2 separate regions of the Homo sapiens genome follow, and region 1 is linked to region 2. A link is an interaction called in ENCODE POLR2A ChIA-PET data of the cell type or tissue named here. Cell type or tissue: HepG2. All regions are shown on one strand. Links, peaks and the distances in the headings refer to the core of each region. The heading gives the core; the rest is flanking DNA.

Region 1 (8,335 bases), core at 97-8,096, 54 kb before region 2:
CAAATACGGATCCCTTTTCACAGGAAACTGCAGGGCAGCAAAAATATACAAGCTCCCAGTGCAGTGGTGCTTATGGTGGTATCCAGTGTCTGCAGCTGAAGAGGGTGACAATGTAAGTTGTGGTCCAGCACTGGGCAGTGGCAACAGTGGTATCATCATCTTAGGCCCTGTGCTGTGATTGTACCTATAGCCTTGGCTGTGATCCTGAATTTCTGGTTCCTGTGTTTTTTGAGCCTATTTCTCTAGCCTTCCCAGTTTTTCTATGAGTTGCCCAATAGCATTTCAACAAATTATTTTTCTGTTTAAATCAATCAGAGTTGGTTTCTGTTGCTTGCAACTGAGAACCCTGATTCTGTCTAACTACAACTGGCTTCGGTCAGTCATTTGCAGATGCTTTTTCTCTTTCGCTGCCTGCATTCTTCATGCCTCTGCTCTCCTGGCAATTCCTCAAGTAATCCAGAAAAGGAGGAAAGAGCATGCAGAGAATTTGACCACAGCTGGGAAGTGAGCCAAGAGAACACTGAAGAACTTGACTATTAGATCTCCTACTTTGTTAGGTGGGGTGAATGCAATATTAATGAGACAGAAGGCTGTGAGCTGTCTGTCATTTTATTTTTTTATCTCTAACTTGGTTATACAATGATACAATTATTACCTATGGTACTTAAAGGCCTATGAAGGCATGGACCAAGTCTCCCTTGTTTGCCCCAGTATCTAGGTCATACTAGGTACTCAGTAAGTAGTAGTAGGGGATGATGATGGAAGTTTGAGAAACAGAATTCAGGGAAGAGAAGCTTAATATATCCTTAATGTCTTTAAAAAAAGAATTGTCTCATCTATGTGGGAGCTAAAGATTAAGGTCTGCAAGTCGAGCCAACACTGCGAATATGTGGTGGTGTTGATTGAGGAGCAAGAGCCTGGAGCTTTAGCCATCAGACATTCAAAAGCAGAAATGACATTCTCCCAGACAGACAGAGCCTAACTTGGGTCTAGCCCAGACAGGATGCCGGTCCATTTCTTCTTGGAAGGGGGCCCCAAGAATGCCTGCAAGCTGAATTGAGATGGATCTCCAAAAAGCATTTTGAATCAGTTTCAAATGCATTGGCAGTCTGGGGGAGTCAATGTGAGTCTAGATAACCAAGGGCAGGGTTTCAGCTCTCTTAAGCAGAAAATAACTTCAATGCATCTCTTTTTTTTTCTTTTTTTCTTTTTCTTTTTTTTTTTTTTTTGTTTTTCAGACAGAGTCTCACTCTGTCTCCCAGGCTGGAGTGCAGTGGTGCAATCTCAGCTCACTGCAATCTCCACCTCCCGGGTTCAAGCCATTCTCCTGCCTCAGCCTCCCAAGTAGGTGGGACTGTAGGCACCCACCACCACACCTGGCTAATTGCATCTCTTGTAGTAAGCTTAGTTTTGAGTAACACTCTCACCTGTCTCATCTGGATTTGGGTCCTTGAGGATGCATAGTTCCAAACTGACTCAGGTGCTAATTCTTGTTCATGGGATTAACTAATGAACCCTTACCTCAGGCAGGCCTCTTAATTACGTTGTTTAAGTTCTCATTTCCCAATTTTAAAATCCCTGGTTTCAAAATATAGGGTTTGAATTACTGTGCTCACCAATTTCTTATCTAAAATGTGACAATTCCTATTACTTCCCTTAAGGACAAGAGTATAGGCATGAGCCACCGCACCCGGCCTAGCAGTGGTAAATTTAAAAAAGGGAAAATAGGTCGAGTGCAGTGGCTCATGCCTGTAATCCTACCATTTTGGGAAGCCAACGTGGGCAGATCACTTGAGCCCAGGAGGTCGAGGCTGCCATGAGCCGAGATCACACCACTGCACTCCAGCCTAGGTGACAAAGTGAGATCCTGTCTCAAAAAAAAAAAAAAGATGGGAGGATGCTGACATCCTGTGACTTGTAAATACAATCTGACCTGGCACAATGGCTCACACCTCTAATCCCAGCACTTTGGGAGGCCGAGGCAGGCAGATCACATGAGGTCAGGAGTTCAAGACCAGCCTGCCAACATGGTGGAACCACGTCTCTACTAAAACAGGCATGCTGGTGTGTTTCTGTAGTCCCAGCTACTTGGGAGGCTGAGACATGAGAATCACTTGAACCCAAGAGGCAGAGGTTGCAGTGAGCCGAGACTGTGCCACTGCACTGCAGCCTGGGCAACAGAGCGAGACTCCATCTCAAAAAATAATAATAATAATTAAATTAAATAAACAAATAAATACAATCTATAACCAGTTGCAGAAACTGTAAACTGCTTTTTATGCTCAGCTTTCTTTGTTGCTGGAGCTGGATTGCCAGGGAACCTACTTCTAGCCCAGGCTTATCTTTAGATTCATATTGAACAGGAGAAGATGGTAAAGGGTAGCATGCCTCATACTGCCTGAGGCTGTTGGAGCAGAGAGCTATGAGATAGAACACACAGGCATATATTTTCTTTTAATTTTTTATGTACTTATTTATTTATTTTGAGATGGAGTCTCACTGTGTCACCAGGCTGGAGTGCAGTGGTGGGATCTCAGCTCACTGCAACCTCCACCTCCCCGGTTCAAGCAATTCTCCTGCCTCAGCCTCCCAAGTAATTGGGACTACAGGAGCACGCCACCACGCCCAGCTAATTTTTGTATTTTTAGTAGAGACGGTGTTTTACCATGTTGGCCAGGATGGTCTCAATCTCTTGACCTTGTGATCTGCTCGCCTTGGCCTCCCAAAGTGCTGGGATTACAGGCATGAGCCACCACGCCCAGCCACACAGGCATATATTTTAACTGTGCTGTCCAACTGGGTTTTAACATGTAGAATCTATGGCAAGTTGCTTTTGCTCAGTAAGGGTGCTGTGACTCTTTTTGTCCTGGGATTCAAGTGATAAGCAGATTTGAAGGTCATAAGTGACAGCAGACAGGATGGTCATCTTATTTCCTCTGCTTTCTCCCTGGAGAGGGGCCAGAGGACTCCAAAGAAAAGAGAGATGGGAATGGAAACAAACGAATCCCAGCAGGGGAGCAGGGAGGAGAGACGAAACGGCAGCCGACTTGAGAGCTCAGCTGCCAGCCAAAATCTGATGCTCTGCATTGCTCTGCATAAAGGAGCCCAGGCTTCCCAAATCCAGGCGCCCCAACATGATTGCAAAAGCCACACCCATCAGCCCACAGAAAGCCAACACTGCTGCAGAACCAGTGAGACACCTTGGGAGGCTGCCCGAGTTTCTGGAGATATCTGTGTAAAAGCTGCTTTCCTCCCTGGTGGATGCTTGAACCCCAGCAAGTGGTGGCGGACGGGACCCAGAGCTGCCATACCAAGATGGAAAAAAAAATTTTTAAGGAAAAGTTAATTTCAAGAATTATGTTCTCAGTTTTGTTGTAGGGCTAGTTGCCAATTCCTTTTCCCACTGGCAGCAGGCAGGGCTGACTGAGCCAGCACACAGAGGCTTCTCAATGAGCTTTGATGTCAACAAAGGTAGGCAGGGCAGGCCCCGGTGGAAAATTGTGAAGTCAGCAGAGTTATCTCCGGCACTCCTCCCTTCCCCTTGCTTCCCCTTTCTCCGCCCATTTCCCCCTCTCTCGGCTTCCAGCTTCTCATTTCCCAGGGGACCCTGTAATGTACGAAAACCCGATGTCATAAGATACGAGGGGCCGGCTTGTGGCTCCAGCTATCAAAGTCTGCTTTTTCTTCCCAAGTCTAAAACAAACAAAGGCATGCATTCCATACATTTCCTAAGAAAAGAGAGGGCACACAGAAACGTTGTCCTTCGTGTTCTCTCAGTTAAACCCCAAGAGTTTGGAGCCTCAAGTTTAAAGCTGTCCTCTTGCCTCCTGGGGTTTTAAGAAGATTCAAAAGTGCCTCAAACCAATACAGCTGCTTGGTTTATGGCTCAAATTTAAACCACAAATTATAAAATGATAAATTGCTGCTCAAGTCTCTTCCAGGAAAGACTATATTTTCAGATTAAGTTACAACCTCATGGACGTATGAGTGAGTCTAGCTGCTGACTAACTCTCACACTCATTTTCCCGCTGGAGATTTTTTTTTTTCTTCATGAACATTCACTGTTTCTAAATGCTTTAAACAAAGAAAATGACCGAAGGCAGGAAAAACATCAGGGACTTCTTAACCCATGGAGCTTTGTGCTTTATTATGTAATGGCTATTTTTATTTTATGAGAATCAAAGGAAGTTTAAGAAATATCTTTGTTCTTGAGCACTTACAGTAAGAAAGGGCTTCATGGGGGCGGCTACACGCACTTCAAACACTAGCTGGCATGTGAAGTGTGTAGTAAGTCAAAGCTGTTTTAGGGAATTTGGATGTTAAAGGATCTGTTCAGTGATTTGGGCAGGATTGCAACATCAATTACTGCATTTTGTTCCCATAAAAATAAATTCTTTGGAATTCTCTTATAGGGTCTGGTCCAGCAACAGAGAAGTATGACAGGTAATTAGGGTGCATGCATGCTTTGTTGTAATGAGTTCCCTGCCAGAGCTTTGGCAGGCAGGAGGTTAGGAGGAGAGATGAAATATGGACTTGTTTGAGGCAGCCATCTTGCCTCGCTGCAGGCTCCGTCACACAGACCTCATTTTGATCACCTGTGGCTGCAGGAGGCAGCTCCATAGTCCATCCTGCAGAGTACCTTGGTTATACAACTATGACCTGGTTTCTCCAACGCCACTCCAGCCTTGAGGACCATGAGGCTGTGAGTCATAATCACCGTAGCATTTACTCCTAAATTCAACTCCTGCTTACTTTCCTCCTTGACTTTCCGTCCTCCCTTTCTTGGGCCACTCAGGTCCTTTTCTGATGTCATTTCACGCTATAGAGGCCCCCTGTAGCCACTGCAGGCCCCGCCATGGCTGCTCCTCTCTGCTTGTCTTGAAGTCTGTCCTCATTGCTGCTGCTTTTTCTGGGATACTTCAAATTGTGGAGAGAGTTCTTTTCCTGTGATTATAGCTCTTTCTTCCAATTTTGACTAGTCTGGCGTCTCTGTGATTATAGCTCATTAGGACTCCCAAGGCTAGAGAGGGCACTTAAAAAAAAAACAGTTGCCTTGTTTTTATTTTTTAAGATAACATTTATTATAACTTACTTTTGCAGAGCACTGTGAAAAAGAAAGTAATAATGGTCATTAATCCCACAGTCCAGATAACCCCTAACAGTATTTTTAAAAATAAAAGTAATACATACACAGGGGAAGAAAATTAAAACAGTAAAAAAAGGTATAAAAGGAAAAATACCTCTTCTGCCCTGAGTTTTTCCCCTAAAATATAACCAGTGTTACTATTTTTTTTGTGTGCATCCTTATTATGACATAGTTATGTATGTCCTCTAACAAAATTTTCCATGAGGGAGATCTTACTGTATTAATCATTCTGCATCTCATTATTTTCACCTTAAACACCATCTCAGAGATCTTTCAAACACGAGCTGCAGATATACTCTCTCTTTTTTTTTTTTTTTTTTTTGAGACAGTCTCTGTCGCCCAGGCTAGAGCGCAGTGGCGCGATCTTGGCTCTGCGACCTCTATCTCTCGGGTTCAAACAGTTCTCTGCCTCAGCCTCCTGAGTAGCTGGGATTACAGGTGCCTGTCACCACGCCCAGCTAATTTTTGTATTTTTAGTAGAGACGGGGTTTCACCATCTTGGCCAGGCTGGTCTTGAACTCCTGACCTCGTGATCCACCCACCTCAGCTTCCCAAAGTGCTGGGACTATAGGTGTGAGCCACAGTGCCCAGCCATACTCTCTACTTTTAATGTCTGCACAATCTTTGTTAGGAGAGAATGTGCCTTCCAAGTGAAAGGCACTCAGCTAACGTCATTCCTGGCCCCTTTCTGTCCCTTTACTTCCACCACCCCTTGAGTGCAGAGTGATTTATCTGATTATATAAATTGAACCTTTCAGGTTCAATTCTGCCCTTTTCTTCTTAGGATGGAGTTGCCTACCACTCCCCCAGAAGTGGGCAGAACTGGAGAATGTCTATCCAATTCGGGGTTTCCATAGTAGGAAGCCTATTTGTCTCTCAGTATGAGATAACACATGGTGCAGCATGCAAATTAGCCTTCATCAGAGAGATTTCTGCCTTCATCTGTCGTTTTCTCAGTTTGTTCAGATTCTGAACAGGGAAGAAGGCTGCTATGTATTGGGCCTTTTCAGAGTCCTCACATGTTATTCCTTATTTGTATGTATCAAAATGTATTTAATCAGTTTCCTTTTTTTTTTTTTTTCGAGACAAGGTCTTGCTTTGTCGCCCAGGCTGGAGTGCAGTGGCACAGTCTTGGCTCACTGCAGCCTCGACTTCCCAGGCTCAAATGATCCTCCCACCTCAGCCTCCCAAGTAGCTGGGACTACAGGCACATGTCACCCTACTCAGCTAATTTTTTTTGCCCAGGCTGGTCTTGAACTGCTGGGCTCAAGTGATCTGCCTGTCTCATCCTCCCAAAGTGCTGAGACTACAGGAGTGAGCCACCACACCCAACCAATCAGTTTCCTAATGATGGATGTTTAGGTGGTTTCCAGTTCATTGCTAGAACAAATAACACCTCAGTGAATATCTTTAAACGTATATCTTGGTAAACTTTTTGCAATCACATCAAAAAGTAGATTCCTGACCGGGCACAGTGGCTTACGCCTGTAATCCCAGCACTTTGGGAGGCTGAGGCTGGTAGATCACAAGGTCAGGAGTTCAAGACCAGCCTGGCCTAAATGGTGAAACCCTGTCTCTACTAAAAATAAATAAATAAATAAAAAATAAAAAGTAGATTCCTTACAGATATTGCTAGACCAAAGATGTGTCTTAGTGTCCCAAATAAAGATGGGAGAAAAAGATTACCCTCAACCTTAATATAAGTTGAAAAGGGGGTGCCTAGATAATATACTAATAATTATAATGGCAATAATTAACATTGATTTATTTCTTACTGTATGCCAGGTTCTGTGCTAAGCACTTTATGTATACTAATATTTTTAAATCCTCATAACAGCGTTATGAGAGTGACTATTATTATCTCAGGTGTTTTTTTTTTCTTTTTTTTTTTTTTTTTTGAGACGGAGTCTTGCTCTGGCCCCCAGGCTAGAGTGCAGTGGTGCAATCTCGGCTCACTGCAAGCTCCACCTCCTGGGTTCATGCCATTCTCCTGCCTCAGCCTCCCGAGTAGCTGGGACTACAGGCGCCCGCCACCACGCCCAGCTAATTTTTTGTATTTTTAGTAGAGACGGGGTTTCACCGTGTTAGCCAGGATGGTCTCGATCCCCTGACCTGGTGATCCACTCGCCTCAGCCTCCCAAAGTGCTGGGATTACAGGCGTGAGCCACTGCGCCTGGCCTATTATCTCAATTTTTTATAGTTGAGGATACAGAGATCAAAACTGTCAAATAACTAGCCCAAGATCACACAGCTAGTAACTAGCAGAGATGGAATTCAAGTCCATGTTTGTGCAATTTGAGAATTTATACCTCTAAGCACCAGACTAAAGGGTGTTCCCCATGGCACAGGGTGGTTAGTAGTCTGGTCTAGAATTTGAAAATGTGTGACGACCATTGGCTCAGATCTCAGCTCCCACATGCGTGTGTGTGTGTGTGTGTGTGTGTGTGTGTGTGTGTGTGTGTCTGTGTGTGTGTAATAATGATTAAGAACACAGAATCTGCAGTCAGACTATATGGGTTCAAATCCCACCTTTGTCTCTTATCAACTGTGGAATGACTACCTTAGTTTCCTCATCTGCAAAATGGAGACTTTTAAGAAGATTAGGTTATTTAATATTTGTAAAACACTAAGGAACACTGCCTGACATCAAGTAAATTTTTCATAAGTGTTTGTTATTCATTTATTTTACAATTATTTTTAATTCTAAAAGCAATATACAAATTCATATTTGTATAATACTCAATAATTCAAACAATATTCAGATATATATAATAATAAATGAAAGTCCCCCTCACCTTAAGCTTCTGCCACCACCTGACGCCACTGATTCCCATTCTTCCCTTTATAGATTAATGGTTAGTGTCTATGCCTTCAGACCTTGTTGTTTTTAACATGCATTTTTCTTTTTACGTATGTAGTTTTATTTGTACACAACTGAGATTATTCTACTGGGAGAGTAGCTTAGCATAGTGATTAATAAATGGACACTGGCGCAACTTTGTCTGAATTCAAGTCCCAGCTCATCTATCTACCCACTGTGTGACCTGAGACAAGTACCCTAACCTCTGAGACTCAGTTTTCTCATTAATTTCCACAATGAAAAATGACAAGTACCTGACTTATTATGGAGATTAAATGAGTTAATATACGTAGAGCTCTTAAAACAGTGCCCGACACAAAAAATATTCA
Region 2 (8,335 bases), core at 205-8,204:
AATTTTTATATTTTTAGTAAAGGCAGGGTTTCACCACGTTGGCCGGACTGGTCTTAAACTCCTGACCTCAAGTGATCCACCTGCCTCAGCCTCCCAAAGTACTGGGATTACAGGCATCAGCCACCGTGCCCAGCCTACTGTTTTCTTTTTAAAAGACCATATTCTGACCACTCCAGTCCCTCAAATACTAGAGTCCTTTTATGAAAAAAATCTTGGTCATCTCTTGCCTCTTTGATTGCAATATGAAGAGTTAGATGAGAAATAGGTGAGCATCATTTGTAAACCCCAGACATTAAAGCATGAAGGATTTTGCTAGAATAACTGGCTCCCACTAGGATTCAAAAACCCAGAAAAACAGTGATAAATGAAGCAGTTGCTCTTCTCTGAGTCTTCAGAGCAACTGATTCCAGTATCATGATTTTCACTTTTCTGTGGTCCTTATCTAGAGACCCTGAGATTCTTGGTGCATCTGCAGAAAGCATTTAGGGTTTTGCTAATCTGGAGGAGTGATTGGTGAAACTCAACAGTCATGAAACTGCTTTGCAGACTCTGAGGTAGTATAGTGTATGTCAGGGAGGTGGTGGAAACTGACATGTTTGGCTGGTTGGCTCCACTTAGCCAAACCTTAGTCTTTAGCTGCAGTACAATATGTTTCATAGTAAAGAACAGTCATATACCACATATGAGGGTATTTCCATAAGATTTTAATACTGTATTTTACTGTACCTTTTCTGTGCTTACATACCATTGTGTTACCATTGCCTACAGTATTCAGTGCAGTAGTATTCTGTACAAGTTTATAGCCTAGGAGCAATAGGTTATACCGTATAGCCTAGGTCTGTAGTAGGCTATACCATCTAGGTTTGTGTAAGTACATTCTGTGATTTTGCACAATGAAATTGCCTGTGATGCATTTCTCAGAACTGACACATGTCTGTACTGCAAAACGTGCATGCAGTTTATTCTGCTGAAGGAAAAATTAGTAGAAGCTGGTTTTTAGATGAACGATAAAAAGAGTAAAAGCATTTAGAATGGTGTCTGCTGTGTGATTGTTTAGACTGACAGTGGAAAATTTCTTAGCAAAGAAGTTGCTGTTGCAATTTTATTTCTTAGGGCCAAACCCAATCTGATGCTATAATGAGAACTAAAATGATTTAAATTCCTTTAAGTTTTGACCTTTTTCATTGCTGAGATTTCTTAAAGGGACATTGTTGATATATTTTGCTTTTAAGTTTTCACTTTTGTCATCTATCTATTGAGTCATTATAGGCGTTCTTTTTTTTTTTTCCTTTTCTTAATGAAGTGGGGTCTTGGTATGTCACCTAGGCTGTTGTGCAGCAGCACAATCATGGCTCACTGCAGCCTTGACCTCCTGGGCTCAAGCAGTCTTCCTGCTTCAGACTCCTGGGTAGCTGGGACTACAGGCATGCACCACCATACCCAGCTAGTATCTTTATGTTTTGTAGAGACAGGATCTCACTATGTTGCCTGTACTGTCTGGAACTCCTGGGCTCAAGTGATCCTCTCCCTTTGGCCTCCCAGAGTGCTGGGATTACAGGCCTGAAACACTGTGCCTGACCTGCAGTCTTATTTTAAACTGTGTTAACATTACTTTATTGTGAAATAGTTGCAGAATTTCCCTTTTACCATTTTTAGGGTAATTCATGTTTGCTCATTTTAAATTTTATTAATCATTGTTTTTATAGCCTATATAAATATACACAAAAAGATAGTCATCATAAATTTTTAATGTGTAATGTTAATGGCTTATTTGAAATGGGATATCCTGTGGTGTTTGGTTAAGGAAATCAAGTCCTTTTAAATAAGATTAGGCAAAGTATATTTGTATATTTTTCAATTATTTTCTTTATATTTCTTTTCTTTTTTTTGTATCTAGTCCTGAATCCTAATCCAGATCTGTATTTTTCACTTCTCTCTCTCTCTTTTTTTTTTTTTTGCACTGGATAATTTATATCATTGTTGACTTGTACTATGGAAACAAATTTTTTGTCAGAAAATATTTTGTGAATATTTTCCCCTACATTGTGGCTTGCCTGGTTACTTTTTTAGTGATATCTTTTGATTGAGTAGGACTTTTTAATTTACCTTTTTTATTTCTTTTTTTTTTTTAGACAAGGTCTTGCCCTGTTGCCCAGGCTGGAGTGCAGTAGCTCATGTGATGCCCAACCTCCACCTCTTGGGCTCAAGCGATCCTCTCACCTCAGCCTCCCAAGTAGCTGGGACTACTGATGTGTACCACCATGTCTAGCTTATTTTTGTATTTTTTGTAGAGACGGTATTTTTACCATGTTGCCCAGTCTGGTCTCGAACTCCTGGGCTCGAGTGATCCACTTGTCTCAGCTCCTAAAGTGCTGGGATTACAGGAGTGAGCCACTGCTTGGCCAGGATCTTTAATCTTGATGGTCTGATTTATCATTTGTTCCTTAGGGCTTTGGCTTTTAGGTCTATGTTCTACCTTAGATTAATTTCTGTGTATGGTGTAAGATAAGAGTTAAAAGTTAATTTTTTTCTTACAAATATGCTTATAAATGCTAACAAACAACATTGTTTGGCAAAGACTTTGCTTTATTTCCAAATCAGGTAATCAGTATTATATTATAAAATTATTAGTTATTTCAAAGTAGTTGCATGGTTAGCTAGTTCATTGATTATAGAAGCTGTATTTTTTTAGGTCAGAATTATGGGTTTATACCTTCGGGATCCAGTTAACTTGGCCTTGTTTTGTGGCCATGGAATGTATTTCTCCTAAGTTGTTTTAGTCATTTGTTAGATTTGTTTCATTGCAAGTAAGAGGGTATATGATAACTTCATCATGCTACCAGATAAAACATTAGAGCATATGCCTTACACGACTATTAACTAATTTTATTTTGTGTGAGAGAGATTACATTATTACATTTTAAGGATACGGTATTCATAGTATTATAATGTTTAATGTATCATACTCAGTTTTTATGCCATACTAAAATAAGCAAAAATAAATTGATTTTAGTAAACATTAGAAATAATTTTTCAGAGTTTTGTATAGAGTGGGAAATGTAGATCTGACACTGTGAAATCCGTTTGTTAGGTTTTGTGGGTAAATAATGCTAAGTATAAAAATACAAGACATAGAAAAATTTAAAATGTACGTTTGCATATGCTTGTGCCAATATATAGACCATTCCATAAACCCAATCATTGGCTTACATTTCTGAGATACCAGCATTAAACATGAGTTATCTTTTAAGAGGCTGAATTTGAATTATATTACTCTGTTAGGATTTGTGCCAGCTTTTGGTTAATCATTATCTTGTTGATTATATTTGGTTCAAGATGACTCATTTTTCAAGGAGCTTTATTGCAACACTACATATTTACTACAGGAAGCCTGGATGGAAATGGAGCATCAGGTTATTGGAGATTTTTTTCTCCAATCTTTATTGTACCAAGTGTTATTAAAGTTAATTATTTTTCAATAACTGAATTCCCTGTGGAACCTAGTGCTTCATTAACCAACTGTAGGAGGATCATTTACTCCTTTTTCATGGCAGACAAATATATCTTTGATGATTGTTTAAATATTGGTCATACTTCTATACTATACATTGACCAGACTTAGATATAGTATTTTATTCTCATCAAATTGAGTATGGTCATTAACTGAGAATTTTGGAATCAGAGAGATTTGAGATTGAACCTTGTTTGTAAAATTTACTAGCTTTGGAAGCTTGTGCAAATACTTCTCTGAACCCTAGCGTTCATTCAGTCATTAATGAGTGAATTAATACATTCAGTCATTAATGAGTGAATTAATACATTCATTTATTAATGAATTTGGATAAAAATATTTACCTTGCAAGATCAGATTAAAAGGACATATAAAAGTATTAGCACTTAATATGTGCTTAATGATGATCACCATCTGTTGACGCTTGCTTATGGTATATATTGAGGTTAGGAGTGCCAATCATTTAGCCCTTCTGTCTCCAGGTTCTAAGAGATAAATAATGGACACAGCATCTGTTTCTAAAATTTAGACTGTCTGATAACAGCAGAATTTGAGACCATAACATGGATCTAAGGATAAATTGAGAGTCAGCTGCAATCACCAACAAATCTAGACTGTGAGACTATGATAAGAGTTCCGTCTGCCATGTCTGCTCTGACTACACTTAATCTGGCAGCTGGCGAGAAGATTAGAGGCTTACTTTATGTATCTAGTTATCAGCGAAACAAAGAGCTGGAGTGAGAAAGGGAAAGATGGCCTTGTTTTCTATGCAGTAACGTAATTTCCTTCTTGTTAAAAATAAGGTCCAAGGAAAGCTAAATCTAACCCACCAAATTAGTAACTTCCCTTCCCCCTCTGCCCATGCAGGAGTTTGTGGCTTGAGTTTGTGGAAGAGAGACTGGGAGAGTTTTCTGTAATACCTAATACAGTAACCACCCTGCCTCCACCCTGCCCTCTACTGTGGGAAAGAGAAGGGAAGTCTCATTCTTTATAATGGGAGATTAGTGTAAGAGTGCCCCCTACTTTGAAAAAGTAAATTTCACTTATGTTCAGTGTTTTTGTAGGCCCATAGAATAAATACAGTAGAAGAGCCCTGCAGAAATGAAAAGCCATGCTAGGAATCAAAGTAAATGTTGGTTTAAGGAAGTAAATTGTGTCTTTATTTATTTTTTGAGACAGGGTCGCACTCTGTCACCCAGGCTGAAGTGCAGTGGTGCGATCACTGCAGCCTTGACCTCCCAGGATCAGGTGATACCCCCATCTCAGATTCCCGAGTGGCTGGCACCACAGGCACGCACCACCACTCCTGGCTAATTTTCGTATTGTTTTGTAGAGATGGGGTTTTGCCATATTCCCAGGCTGGTCTCCAACTGTGAGGGCTCAAGTGATCCGCTTGCCTCAGCCTCCCAAAATACTGGGTTTACACGCATGAGCCACCACGCCCCATCTTTTAAACTTGTTAATAGAAAAATTGATGTTGGTAAAGAAAAAGAACCCCCCAAAAAGATAGATATAGGCAATAAAAATCACAAGTCATCTATTGGCAGGAGGTGATAAGAGTTCTGTTTGCAAAGATATATTTAAGACACCTGCTTAAATACTAGATTTTTTTTAAATGAAAATATCAGTAAATCCAAAACAATAGTCTTCAGAAAAAAAAAACAAAATGGTGTAAACTCAACATAAATTGTGAATCTGTTCTACAAATGAGTAATTTTAAATATCTGTGAAATATATATTGGTAGTGAATATTTTATCTTAAAAAGCAAAAATTTGAGAATGATCATTTATTGGCACTTCAGAAGAAACCAGTAAACGTGTAGCAAAATAGTGAATAAATGTCAGTTAAGCCAGTAAGTGTGTCATTAGCTATTGACAAAGATTACAGTTTTGGAAATAACTCCAGATGTGCTCCACCTCAAACCTTGTGTACTCCTTTAGCCAGGATTTATAAAATAGAATTAGAAGCATAATATATATGTTTGTAATTTGAAGCATAGGGTGGTGGTTAAGAATCTGGGCTCCAGAGTCACAGTGCCTACGTGTACATCCTGGCACCTGCAATTACTAGTTTGTAGCCTTGGACAAGTTATTTAATCTTTCTGTGTGCCCCATTTGTAAAGTGGTACTAATACAAGTACCTAGTTGATAGGGTTGCTTATCAGTGACTTTACTGGAATTACAGAGACCAGTTTGCTACAGGTTAGGTAGTAATGGAAAAAGAGAATGTCCAAACACCTGTAGCTTGCTCCTACCAGAACTTCTTAAGGGAGATAGAGGGAGTCTGACTTAAAATTGAATTTTTTTTTTCTTTTTTGGTTGGTAGAGATGTGAATATATATTTATCCTGAGGGAAAATGACCAGTGGATAGATCAGATGTGAGAGAGAATGGGCATGTATGATTGACCTAATGTCTCTAAAGAAAGTAATAGGGGAGACACTCTAAAGCACTGGGGGAAGGCTTGGTGTTTAACTCAAGAGGCACCTGTTTTAATGAGTTGGGAGGGGCTGGGTGTGGTGGCTAACACCTGTAATCCCAGCACTTTGGGAGGCCAAGGTGGGAGGATTGCTTGAGACCAGGAGTTCAAGCCTGGTCTTATGGGCAACATAGTGAGACTTCCATCTCTACAAAAAAAGAAGAAAAATTTTAAAAGGAAAAGGTGGTAAGGATGCTAATTTGGGGAGGAATATTTCTACCTGAAGTCTGCTATTTTCTCTTTGAAAGAGGAAGTGAGGACACATTCTGAGAAGTATGAGGTGGAGGTGGTGGAATTGAAAGCTGGAAGAGAGTTGTGAGGATTTGGAATAGTTATTGAGGCAATGGGAGTTGGAGTTCACTTGGAAAATGTAGAGAGACCAAGATGGGTTTGATGACCATGGGTTTTTGTGGTGGTTTCTGTTGTGTGTATGTATTCTCATTCCTTCCCTGTGTCTCTCTCTGCAGTACCCAGCAGCCATTGTGTAGAAACAGAAAAGCTGGGCAGTCAAAATGTTCTGGTATTGGTGGAGGCAGGACTTGACAAAGGAGAGTGGTTTGGGAAGACCCAGGGGCCAAAAGTTGAAAGTATTGCAGTGAGAGTGGTTGAAGTTATGTATCTTGGGGGTTTAGGCTGGAGAGGGAACACCTTGAAGCCAAGACAAGGTTGATAGGTGGGGAGAAAGTGGAAGAACATTAACACCAAAAGTTTCCATGAAGCTAAAGGGTGAAGTGTGATGGGGAATAGGAGTGAAAGAGACAAAGGATAAGGGCTTGGGGTTATGGGCCAAGATAATGAGTTTTAAGATTTCAGATGAGTAATTGTTGTGGGTAATAAAGCGAGTGGTTATAGAGGTGGATTATTCAATTGGGTAGTGGCTATCTCTTCACTCCTTAAGGAGGAGAGCAGCTAGGATGTTCACGTGGATTGGAATTTGCCCAGGCTAATGGTGGCTGAAAAGGTAAATTAGATAGTAAGATCAAAACTTATATGTAATTTGGAGAGTGACTGAGAAGTTGATTGATGATAATGATGAATAATTAGGTTAGTTGTTAGATCCTAGTTATAAGTAAAGGAGGAAGGTTTTGCAGGAGACTTTTGGAGTAATCATATGTGTGCTGCAATAGAAAGAAGACAGGACAATGCTGTTATCTCCCTGTTTTCTGTTGAGAGGTATAAGAGAAAGAATAGTTGCCGTTTTGACTCAGCTGGAATGGAAGTGGTGTCGTGTGGAAAAGTTGGTTTCAATTAGAGGCAAAAGGTAGACTGAGGTTCTGTAAAGGATCTAGAGAAGTTTATTTGAAAATAAGAAGCATTGCAAATGGCAGTAGTGAAAAAGGTTGGAAAAGAGGGTAACCTTTTGGGAGAGTGAGCGGGTAAGCAAGAGAAGGAACCGAAGCGTCACAGAAATCCGAGGCCATAAGTTACTAGTCAGATGGTAAATGTATCAGGGAAGTGAAAGTCATCTATGGGTTATTGTGGAATCATGGAAAGAGACCATTTGCTTTAAAGGATAAGTATATGGGGTATCATTTATGCCAGTCTTAAAAAACAATTTTGACATTGGATCATTCCTTAATGAGATGAACAGTGGCCGGGTAAATAAGGTTGCTGAGATTTAGAATAGAAATACCGGCCAGGCGCGGTGGCTGACGCTTGTAATCCCAGCACTTTGGGAGGCCAAGGCGGGCAGATCGCGAAGTCAGGAGATTGAGACCATCCTGGCTAACATGGTGAAACCCCATCTCTACTAAAAATACAAAAAAAAAAAAAAAAAAAAAATTAGCTGGACATGGTGGTGGGCACCTGTAGTCCCAGCTACTCGGGAGGCTGAGGCAGGAGAATGGTGTGAACCCGGGAGGCGGAGCTTGCAGTGAGCCGAGATTGGGCCACTGCACTCCAGCCTGGGCGACAGAACAAGACTACGCCTCAAAAAAAGAGGAATATCAGCACTGTGTAGACAAGGGGAAAAAGAAAGAATTTCAACAAAAATTATGGCCTTTGCTCCACATGTGACCTGTAAGCTGTAGAGAGCAGTCTTTTTTGAATTTGGCATAAATGCTTTTATGGACAAATGTTAATTTGAGGTTGTTAGGTATTGTGGTTGTCAGGCATATTTAATTCAACAAATGCTGATTTCTTATTTGCTGGTCATTGAGATCAAAAGCTCTCTTTTTGGCTTGAACTCCCTTTCTCCAGTTGAAAAGATGGTTTCAGAAATTCTGGCACTAATTCAGACTTACAGACTTTCTTTGTAGAGACAGTAATCCTCAAGTTCAGCAGTTTGACTCTAAATATCATAACAATTCTAAATTCATATCTAGAGGAATGTTTTATATCTTTTTT

What was found. Peaks named below come from ENCODE experiments on the same cell type or tissue, not always from the same donor. Only the 100,000 strongest peaks of a DNase experiment are listed, where the experiment ranks them.
Region 1: POLR2A ChIA-PET joins it to region 2 with 11 read pairs; 13 of 35 experiments call an interaction of 5 or more read pairs at or near these places.

Annotation. Positions count from the first base shown.
Region 1 is chr2:42,138,313-42,146,647 of GRCh38, forward strand. It overlaps EML4-AS1 (EML4 antisense RNA 1), which reads right to left. Exons shown (of 4, transcript NR_110584.1): 4 at 4,123-5,032. Among named protein-coding and RNA genes, the nearest start is that of EML4, 27 kb to the right of the region's middle. RefSeq lists an enhancer at 2,528-3,325 and a silencer at 2,897-3,191. In HepG2, for the core only: no CTCF peak of the experiment used is centred there; DNase peaks (open chromatin) are centred at 3,569 and 4,604; H3K4me3 peaks cover 1,496 bases.
Region 2 is chr2:42,192,405-42,200,739 of GRCh38, forward strand. All of the region lies in intron 1 of EML4 (EMAP like 4), which reads left to right. Among named protein-coding and RNA genes, the nearest start is that of EML4-AS1, 26 kb to the left of the region's middle. RefSeq lists an enhancer at 3,235-3,379 and a cis regulatory region at 3,301-3,314. In HepG2, for the core only: a CTCF peak has its summit at 4,492 (motif pointing left); DNase peaks (open chromatin) are centred at 1,497, 3,347 and 4,487; H3K4me3 peaks cover 1,677 bases.